Linked DNA regions of Homo sapiens: region 1 is linked to region 2. The links are chromatin loops, found by intact Hi-C in ENCODE. Cell type or tissue: PC-3. All regions are shown on one strand. Links, peaks and the distances in the headings refer to the core of each region. The heading gives the core; the rest is flanking DNA.

Region 1 (5,384 bases), core at 129-5,128, 140 kb before region 2:
AAACTTTAAGAGGCTAAACTTGGAAGAGCCTCTTGAGTGGCTAAGATGATATGCAGGTGCGCCACAGTTTTCTGGGTGTCTACATGGTCATCGCATTGGTGATAAAGCTATGGTTATTAATAATTAGAGCACAATTTAGAAATTGTTGACATTAAACCTGGAATTCAGATCACATTCCTTCTCTGCTAAAATCTCTTCCATGCCTTCCCACTGAAATTAGAATTAAAATGTCAACTTTTTTGTGGCCTTGTCTGGTCTCTCCCTACTGACCAACCTTATCTCTCTCCTCCTTCCCCTTGTTTTGCCAAAGACTCAAGCCCTGCACTGATATTGCTTCTGGTCCTAATCCTAAACTGGCTCTTATGTCAGGACCTTTGTACTTCCAGGCCTGTCTTAACTCAAAATGTACTATTCTCAGAGAGGTCTTTCTCTTCAGACTGTACTTTCTAAAATAATGCCCCTGTGGCAGGTATTCTCTTACTCATCATATCACCCTATTTATTCCCTTCATAGTAATGATGAAAATCAGTATTTATTTTTACTTTTTATTTATCTGTTTCCTCCACTAAGAGCTCCAATGAGTAGGAACTCTTTAGTCATTACATTATCTCTATCAGCTAACAATAAAGAACGACATGGAGCAGAACTCAAAATATAATTGTTGAATGAAGTAAAGAAACCTTATTTGTTAATATTAATTTTTAATATAAACCATTTACAAATATGAACATGCTAGGTTCATGGTCCACATTTTTTAAAGGATCTGGTACTCCTGACATGCAAAGCTCCAAAGCAGTACCAACCTTCGCTATAGATATGTTCCCCAACCCTGTATGGGGTAGGGAAGGCTGGCTAAAGTTCGGTTGTAGCTTTGAGGTTATGATTTAGTGACATTAACTGTAACCACCGAAAGAACTTGAGGGAAGTATCTCTTAACCTCTTTTTAAATTTTTCATTTGAGCTACAAATATGGGTATTGAAAGAAGTTTTGACAAAGCTTTTTTTTTATCTATGCTTTATTGAAAATAAATAGTCTTTTTAAAAATGTTTTATTTTTTAAGAGACAGAGTCTCACACAGTCACCCAGGCTGGAGTGTGATGGTACAAAATCATAGATCACTGCAAACTTGAACTCCTGGACTCAAGGGATCCTCCTGCCTAGGTCTCCCAAAGTGCTAGGATTACAGGAGTAAGCCACCACGTCCAGCCTGAAGTAATGCTGTTAACTGCCTCTTGGTGTTTGTTTTCTGCCAATTGCATGCCATTTTTTCCTTTTGTAATAGTGTCTATTAGATAGTACAAGACGAGATCTATTAATTTCTATGCTTTTCTTCCTTCCTCATATTTCCTGATACTCTTTGTAGTTGCTAGAGGCTTCCACATTGATACAAGAAGAATTGGGATTGCTGTATCTAAAACTATAAGGGAAATAAATGGCTAATTACAGGTTTGTTTCTTTATTTACTTGTAGGGTCCATTCGGATTAAAAGTAAAGGCTTTGAGAGGAACTAAGTGTCCCACTTGTGAATTTATGCAACAACAAAGGTGAAGAAGAAAACCGTGTGTGTTATGGGGGAGGGGGGAAGTAGGGTAGAAGATCTTGCCCACCCTACCTCTTGGAAAACAGAAAGACTTAGGTGGGAGGTGCCCTTGAAGGGCCAGATCTGGGTTACTAGGAGGGGAGAAAAGAATGCAGAGGTGACAGAGCATGGCCAGTGGCCAAGAGCCACATGGAAGCCAAGCCAAAGCTGCAGGTGGCCGTCTTTCTTTCTTTTTTCATTACCCAAGCAAAGAGACTTTGAGGCAGTTCTCACCTGTGCCAGGACGGAGGCTTTCTTCCACAGCTGCCTGGGGTTCAGCCCTCAGCAGAAGAACACCTGTCTGCAACCTGAGACTCCGCAGAGCTCCCATCTACCTGTCCCGCTCAAAAACCACCCTGGTTTTTGAGTGGGACAAAAGGTGGGGTCCTTGGCCACCCAAGAGAGGCAGTAGTAAGTGGAACAGACACAAACCTGGGCGGGGCTGGATAGCAGAGAAATTCACTGCATGTGCCCAACCATTTTTCATTAGGAATAGGATGATATCCAGCAGTTTAGGTCATGCTTTTTGTTACAAATAAGCCCTACCACTGCCACTTCTAATTTAGAATTACCTCTAATGTGCTTCTTGGGATTCTGGCCTTGATAAAAATGTAGAAAACCATTTTTCTAACACAGGACTTCAGAAGGCAAATAATCACAGCCTTGTTGGCCTGCAGTGAGGAGTGGGACCAGACCCACCTTCAAGAGCACCCACATTTGAACCCTTGAGGGAATAAATACTTGATGCTCTTTACAAAAATCCTTACCCTTTCCATCTTCCATTCATATAACCCCTCTACCAAATTATGGACACCCGTGAAACGCTGAGAAGCAGCAGCAAAAATCTGTGCACTGAGCAACAGTATCTTGAAACTTAACTTCATTTTATTATACATCACTCTGTCTCAGAAAGGAACTCACCAGTTCTAACAGTCCTCTTATTGGGAAGCCGGCACAGAGATTTCTCTTTTCTCCAGAGGAAGGAAGAGGATTTTAGTATTTCACTCTAACACTTGAGTGAGTTATTAGGGAAATTCATTGCCTAACTGCTGGCTGCTGCTTCCTTATTATTTCTTCCAGAACCTTTAGCCTCTGATCAGCACTCTGAAATATAGACTGGTCCTGAAACTGCCTTTGCAAAAATTATAACTGAGACAATAATTACAGTGACAAAGATCTGACCTAACCGACTCCATCTTGCTTCTAACCTCTGAGCTGTCCTTGTTCATACCTGGGTGTAGGCTGAACTAACTTTGGGAGTAGCTTAGTTTATAGTTTAGCGTGGAAACAAAGACAATCACAACCCTTTCTCAAAACAAACCCCCTTCCTGCCTGGGGACTAGACTGCCTTTTTAGGACTAACAAATTAGCTACAAGATTAGAAATTATGATTTAGGAGTCATGTAGCTGGAGGCTGCAAGATTCTCAACCTCCCAAATTGCTCCTAGGGATAGCATCACTATTGTAAAACCTAAGAACAGTGCTTGAGATATTTTGCAGAACCTGCACTCGATGGATCAGCTGGCACCACCTAGATCTATAAACTAGCTCATCTGGTCTTGTGGACTCCAACCAGGAACTGACTCAGAGCAAGAGGACAGCTTCGACTTCCTATGATTTCATCTCTGACCTGATGAATCAGCAATCCCCACTTTCTGACCCCCTACCTACTAAATTATCCTGATTTGAGGAATGATAAAACTCCTGTCTCCCATACAGCTGGCTCTGCATGAATTAAAGTCTTTCTCTGTTGCAATTCCCCTATCTTGATAAATCAGCTCCATCTAGGCAGCAGGCAAGGTTACCCCGTTGGGAGTTTACAGTCCCTGTCCTTGGGGTGGTGGGGTTGTCATGCGCGTCCGTGTGAAGAGACCACCAAACAGGCTTTGTGTGAGCAACATGGCTGTTTATTTCACCTGGGTGCAGGCGGGCTGAGTCTGAAAAAAGAGTCAGAGAAGGGAGATAAGGGTGGGGCTGTTTTATAGGATTTGGGTAGGTAAAGGAAAATTACAGTCAAAGGGGGTTTGTTCTCTGGCGGGCAGGAGTGGGGGTCGCAAGGTGCCCAGTGGGGGTGCTTTTTGAGCCAGGATGAGCCAGGAAAAGGACTTTCACAAGGTAATGTCATCAGTTAAGGCAAGGACCGGCCATTTACACTTCTTTTTTGGTGGAATGTCATCAGTTAAGGCGGGGCAGGGCATATTCACTTCTTTTGTGATTCTTCAGTTACTTCAGGCCATCTGGGCATATATGTGCAAGTCACAGGGGATGCGATGGCTTGGCTTGGGCTCAGAGGCCTGACATTCCTGCCTTCTTATATTAATAAGAAAAATAAAACAAAATAATGGTAAAGTGTTGGGAAAATTTTGGGGGATGGTATGGAGAGAGAATGGGCGATGTTTCTCAGGGCTGCTTCAAGCGGGATTAGGGGCGGTGTGGGAACCTAGAGTGGGAGAGATTAAGCTGGAGGCAGGTCTTGTGGTAAGGGGTGATATTGTGGGGATGTTAGAAGAAACATTTGTCGTATAGAATGATTGGTGATGGCCTGGATACGGTTTTGTATGAATTGTAAAAACTAAATGGAATAACAGAAGGAGAAAAACAGGTATAAAAGGTCTAAGAATTGGGACGACTCAGGATGTCTGATTAGAGAGTGCTTAAGGAGATTCGGCATAGTCCTGCCAGCAAAGATTATTTATTTACTTCAAGAGTTAAGAGTGGCAGTTTGGGGATAGCACCAGGAGATATCAGCTGTGATGGCTTGGAAAAACAGTGTAAACCGGCAGTGTAAACAAGAGCAGGGCATGTATGAGTAGTTGAGAACGGTGAATAGGAGTATGACTAGACAGAAAATAGTAGGGATGACAAGTTTTTTTTGGTGGGGGGCACAGTCTAAGTTGGTCGTCTGGTGTCTGGAATGAGACTGGGGCCTAATAAAAAGGAGCGTCTATACAGGAGCTTAAATGGGCTGTATTCTGAGAAGGGAAACTGGTAAAACTATTGTCCAGTCCTTTTTAAATTGGTGGCTGAGCTTGGTGAGGTGTGTTTTTAAAAGACCTTTAGTCCATTCTACTTTTCTTGAAGACGGAGGACCATAAGGGATATAAAGGTTTCACTGAATACTAAGAGCCTGAAAAACTGCTTGGCTGATTTGACTAATAAAGGCTCGTCTGTTATCAGACTATATTGAGGTGGGAAGGCTAAATTGAGGAATTATGTCTGACAGAAGGGAAGAAATGACTGCGGTGGCCTTCTCAGACCCTGTAGGAAAGGCCTTTACTTATTCAGTGAAAGTGTCTATTTAGATTAAGAGGTATTTTAGTTTCCTGACTCGGGCATGTTGTTGAGAGGTTCTAAGAGGTGGGCTAGTGGCTTGTACTATAGCATAACCTGCCTTTGCTGGTGTGTGGCGATTAGGCCTGGTGGAACCGCCATCAATAAATCAAGTGTGATCTGGGTGAGGAACAGGAAAGAAGGAAATTTGGGGAAATGGGGTGAATGTCAGGTGGATCAGAGACATACAGTCATGGGGGTCAGGTGTGGTATCAGGAATAATATGGGAGGCTGGATTGATTGAAGTCCGGGCCAGGAACAATGGTAATTGTGGGAGACTCAACAAAGAGTGAGTATAGCTGAAGGAGCCAGGAAGCAGAAAGTATATGCGTCAGGTGTGAGGAAGAAAACAGATTTTGGAAGTTATGAGAACTGTAAAGAGTGAGTTGAGCATAGTTTGTGATTTTGAGGGCCTCTAAAAGTATTAAAGCAGCAGCAGCCACTGCACGCAAACATGAGAGCTAGGCTAAAACA
Region 2 (5,384 bases), core at 102-5,101:
ATATATTCTGGCAGAGAATCTTTGTATGCAATTAGGCAGAGCACTCTGCCGCTATTATTACAGCTCAACACATTGGTTTGAAACAGCTTCACTTTTTACTGAGATAACATTTTCACATGGAAATTTCAGTGAATGTTAGCCTTCAATATCTGAGTTTCTAATTCTTTCAGCAGAGTTTATAATTTTCCAGAATGCCCCTTCTTTTAAGGTGTTAGTTACAATGTAGGCTATTTCATGAGCATTTTCTAACTCCAGCCTTTAAGACAGAATTGTAAAGCAAGAGATAGAATTCTGCAATAATTTACTGGTTGATTCCCAAATTTCAAACTTTAACATAGGTGTCAGAACAATAAGATGATTTATGATTATGACTGACAACACAGGTTGCTCTTATGCATGTATCTATTCAGGAGCCAGTTATATTTTTCTAGCTGAAAAATCATCTTTAAAGTTGTCTTGAGGGGTCTGAGTATCCCCCGATTGCCATGACACAGCAGCTGTTTTGCTCTCAGTTTCCTTGTTTCAGTTTTTCCATCCACTTATTGAGTTCCAGGTTGTATACCTGGTGCACACCCGCACCCAGGCAACTTACCCTGTAATTACTAGCAAATTACCTAAAAGTAAATAAAGAGCCTGAAGTATTGAGTTAAAAAAGGTAGCTCCACAAAGTGATATTACCATGACCCCTTTCTGGATTTGGCTCTTGATATCGCTGACAACTTTTTCTTGAAATTCTCCAAAGTATGTCACTCAGTTGACCAAATGGACAGCAGAATGCTTTAGGTGTTTTCATACTTTCCAGTGGCACAGCTATGCCTCATCCAATGGCAGTGGATATTCGCCAAAGTGTCACTCTTCACCAAAATGTGCAAAAACATAATAAAAAATAAAATGATGTAATCTCATTGGAATTTGTGCAGGCTAAACAACCGTGACTGTGCTAAACCACCTATATAAATCATATTTCAAAGCATAAACTGCACATTCTCTCAATTTAAAAGAGCTGAATCTGCATTAAAACCTCAAATGGTCCTGAATTGAGGCCTCATTAAATAGAAAATTCACCAACTAATGCAGGTCAAGAAACCAGTTTGCTTAGGCAACAAAACATTTGTGGCATTTCTCTCCTGTATGAATTCGTGCACGCTGGAAAAGGCAATGATTCTGGTTGAAGGCTTTCCCACATTCATTACTTTTATAAGGTTTCTCTCTGGTATGCATCTGACTTACATCATGGGAAAGCTAGTTTCATGACTCCTTTGGAATAGTTGTGGTCCTGAATATGGAAAATCAATTAATGAATAGCTTAAAGCACAATAGTCAACAAATAGATGTGAAAATTCTTTGTGAACTTTAAAGTCTTACTTAAACGTGAGATATTATATACAGTGTTTTATGTTAGACTGTGAGCTTGTTAAAGAAAGAACTATGCCTTCTTTTTCTTTCTACCAGTTCCAGTGCCTCGTACAACATAGAAACCATAAGTGTTTTTGAAAGAGCAAATGAATATTGGAAGGAGTAAGGTGATAGCTAAAGCTAAAACAATGTTTAGGGAGAACAACTGAAACAAAAGCAGCATTTGTGTCTTAAACTCATGGCCTCTGAAACAGCCTTGATAGATAGTAGAGAGGGTCAGATAGAGAGAGCCTGACTCAGAGATTGGGAAGCCCTATATGGTTGGAAGAGAAAGTAAGAGGAGACCCAAAGTATTAGACCACAGAAAGAAGTTCTAATAGTCAGTGTCAAGAGATTCAGCAGGAGGTTGTGTATCAGGATTTGGGTTTGGGAGTGGTATGGAGCTTACCTATCTCTAAAACGAGCAGGAGGGCAAAAATGAATCCCAGTCCCAAAGAATTCACTAATGGCCAGCAAACCAACACAGGAACCCCAGCACAGACACACAAGATAGGAAACCAGTTGTTGAAACTACAATGTAACGGGGCTGATTTAATAAAAACCTGTTACATGAGTTATAGGTTTTTTTTTTTTTTTTTTTTTTTTAATGTATGTGCCCCACCTTAGGAAAGCCAGAAATAATGGCAACGAAGAAATATTCATTCACAGTGAGAAAGCCATTAGAACGTTGGCTGGAACCTAGGGGCATATCGAGGGCCCACGTGGGAAGGACAATGACAACTTGTTTAGTCCTCACTGGTTTCCCAGTCTGTGGATCTTATTTGAATTATCCAAGTCATCCAGATAATGGGAAATAGAGAATGTGAATCTTCCATATTGTGGTATTATTAAAGAGCATTAAGTAACGAGCTGGTAGGTTCTTTACCTCTTATTCATGTATTACTCAGAAATGCCTCACTTTTCTGGAATTCCAAATCTCTCAGCAATCATATTCAAATGCCATCCCTTTTACTAACACACATATAAAGTGGTGATAGTTTTTTTTTTTTTTTTTTTTTTTCATTGAAACCTACACTTGGCCTCTGGAGACAACTGAACTTATTTATAGCAGTGCAGGGATTCATTTTTAAAATTACTTTCCCATGTCGTCTATGACACATAAAAAAGAAAGGCGTGCTCTGAGCCAATTGGGATAGGGATTATGTATGGCATATGTAGCAACTGCTCCTCTCTTCCTGTTTTGTACATGTGTCCAATAGAGGAAGAGCAGCTGCATCATTTGTCATTAAGTATTAGGCAAGTAAGGGCTTTGTCTGGGGAGAATGACACAGAATAAACATTTCCCACCTTGGAAATAAATGTCTCCTATTGGCTTCGATGTGTGTGTTGATAAACGATTTTCGATTGCCTAAGGATTTCTCTGCTAATGGGAGGCCATTACTTTCTACAACGTTCAACAACACTGATATTATCCCGCGATGCCAATGCATTTGTGCTCCGTGGCAGTCATGGAGACTGAAAGTGCCTGCGAAACCAATGTGTGACAGGTCACATTTGCAATGCCAGTGCACAGTTACCCTCTGCAGAGCTTTGCTCTCCTGGGATACTTCTATTCTTAACTATTCATCGGAATTTAATTACTAGCAGACTTTTCATCCTGAAAGTTGCCACCACCAGCTAATTTCAACAATACAAGAAGCCCCAGTGTCATCCAAGAAGGCCACCTTATACAAAGTACCTAAAATAGCTGCAAGGTTCTCAAGTGAGTATTCATAGTAAGAGAAAAGAGTGCACGCTGGCCAAGTTAGAAGTGGGATCCTGGAGCCAGCCTCTCATTCTTGGCAAACAACGCAAATGCAGCAGGCCTCTCTGTGATAGCAGCGTGGCAGCGAATGAACAGCTCCTTCTCTCCCTTTAGAAAATGTTTAGGGCCATCGTTACAGAACTCTTTTCAGGCTTCAAGTTTTAATGTTCTGGTGGGAGAAATGAAAGTATCATTTCCCAACACATTAGAAAATGCCTAAGGTACACAGATAGGATGGGCTACCTGTTTGCCTTATTTCGTATATCCAGCCAGATTGTCTACATATTGCCTTCTGAACATACCTTCTACTCTCTCCTTTCCAAATATCTGCTTCCTTTGATTTCTGCCAAATGAAATGTTTGCCCCACCACCCTGCCCTACGACCATCCTCTCTGATAAGCAAGGTACTCAAATAAACTATATCTTAACAAATAGTTACCCCTGTAGCATGATGTACTTTCAATTGGAGAGCAGAGACCAAGGAAGGAAAACGAGATTTCAGGAATCATGCACAACATAATGGACCAAAAGAAGACAATGGCAGAGAAGTGAAGGGAGAGATGCCAGAGGGCATCACTCAACAGTACTCTTACTGTTCTAGGGACACTGATAGATGGACCGCATGATGTACAACATAAGACAACAACAAGGTTATGTGGATAAATTCTATAGTAAAATACACTTAAGAAACAGTAGTCCAAATAATTAAAATACATTTATTTTCTGCAAGATTTCCCAGAGCCTGATGTGTGTTGTTATTCTCCAAGAAGTAGATACATTTGACCCAGGATTCCCCCTCCTCCCTTTTTGGTAATAACCTCTCTTAGAACTAATATTCCATGGCACACGGGTTTTAAAAGAGTTTCTCAGAAAAAAAGGAGAATTAAGCATATGATAGAAATGAAATGGTTTAAATCTCGGGATGACTGAAAAATATGTACATTCTACCCAGATAAATAAATATATATATATATATATATATATATATGAATCAAAAGTTGGGTAAAATATAAATTAAGTAGGATAATATATGAATAAAGGGATAGATTCTGTGTGATATCTCTGTCTTGACCTAAGGACAATGACATTGTTGCTGGTTTATAGGGTTTTGGGGGGTAGTAGGGCACCCAACTGAAGGTATTGTGCTCTTGCTTTTGAAAATATGTCAGTGAACTTTGTGCACTACAACATGGCTTATAAGTCCTTTATGATCTGCATCCCGTCTCATGCTACTTTCTCTCCTTACTCCCTTTGTTCTAGTCACCTTGACTACATGCAGGTTTTGAATAACTCTCTCATTTTGGTGCTATTGTGTTGCTGCATCCCTGTCTAGAACACACCTCCCAGCCTTTTTTCCTGGATAACTCCCAGTCATCATTCAAGTTTCAATGTAGATGTTTCTTTCTCCAGGAAGCTTCCCTACTCCCTCTGCCAATGAATCAAGTCCTGCCAGACCCCCACCAGGTGCTCCCATTGCCCCTGAATGCCCATCACATTCGATTACAGTTGCTGCTGTGCCTGTCCATATTCCCCACTAGATAGTAAGTTCAGGGAGGGGACTGATCTCAGTCATACTCTCAGCCCCCAACCTCATGGCACAATGAAGCCACCCCAAAACTGTTAATTATCAATTAATTAATCATCTAGTGCAACATCTCTGTCAAGTTACTCCAAGAAGATAGTGTGATGGAATGGGGCCCTAGCACCTCCCCCCAATACACACACAGTGACAAGAAGCTTAGCCCTGACAAGCTTATGCTAGCTTCTATCAAAGGACTTGAGGATTTTTTCTCTTTATTCTGCTTCTTGAGGTTCAAAGTCCTCCAACTGATTACAATTCAAAAGTGGGACTTTTAGGGTAAGGAGAAAGTTGTGATATAGGCAATGTACACAGAGGTTGACAGATTGACCAATTCATTCATCTACTAGCATGTAAGCTCCATGAGACCAAGAATGAAAGTCAGTCCATCTGCAGCAGTGTGTGAGCAGAGGAGTGGCAGGATAATGCTGGAGAAGGCAGGAGGAAACTGATCACACAGGGTCTTGTAGACTAGTAAGGATTTTTGTATGAAGTACCAGGACACAACTTTATTATACAGGGCTTTTAATGTTAAAGTTTTATAATGATCACTTTTCTCATTCTGTAATTCTTCCTTATTTCTATCACCAGCCCAAAAAGAGAAGCAATTCTTTCTTCTTCTTTTAGTGCTTCTGTTCATTACAG

Evidence for each region. A loop is a pair of places that touch in the nucleus more often than their neighbours do. Peaks named below come from ENCODE experiments on the same cell type or tissue, not always from the same donor. Only the 100,000 strongest peaks of a DNase experiment are listed, where the experiment ranks them.
Region 1: a loop joins it to region 2, with 3 times the contacts of the local background. A loop is called at or near these places in 2 of 110 quality-filtered maps.

Annotation. Positions count from the first base shown.
Region 1 is chr12:67,763,377-67,768,760 of GRCh38, forward strand. No RefSeq gene overlaps it. Among named protein-coding and RNA genes, the nearest start is that of LINC02421, 37 kb to the left of the region's middle. RefSeq lists an enhancer at 3,657-4,380. In PC-3, for the core only: no CTCF peak of the experiment used is centred there; a DNase peak (open chromatin) is centred at 3,165; H3K27ac peaks cover 1,336 bases.
Region 2 is chr12:67,908,263-67,913,646 of GRCh38, forward strand. No RefSeq gene overlaps it. Among named protein-coding and RNA genes, the nearest start is that of LINC01479, 18 kb to the right of the region's middle. In PC-3, for the core only: no CTCF peak of the experiment used is centred there; DNase peaks (open chromatin) are centred at 1,019, 1,159, 2,289 and 2,409; H3K4me3 peaks cover 293 bases; H3K27ac peaks cover 3,323 bases.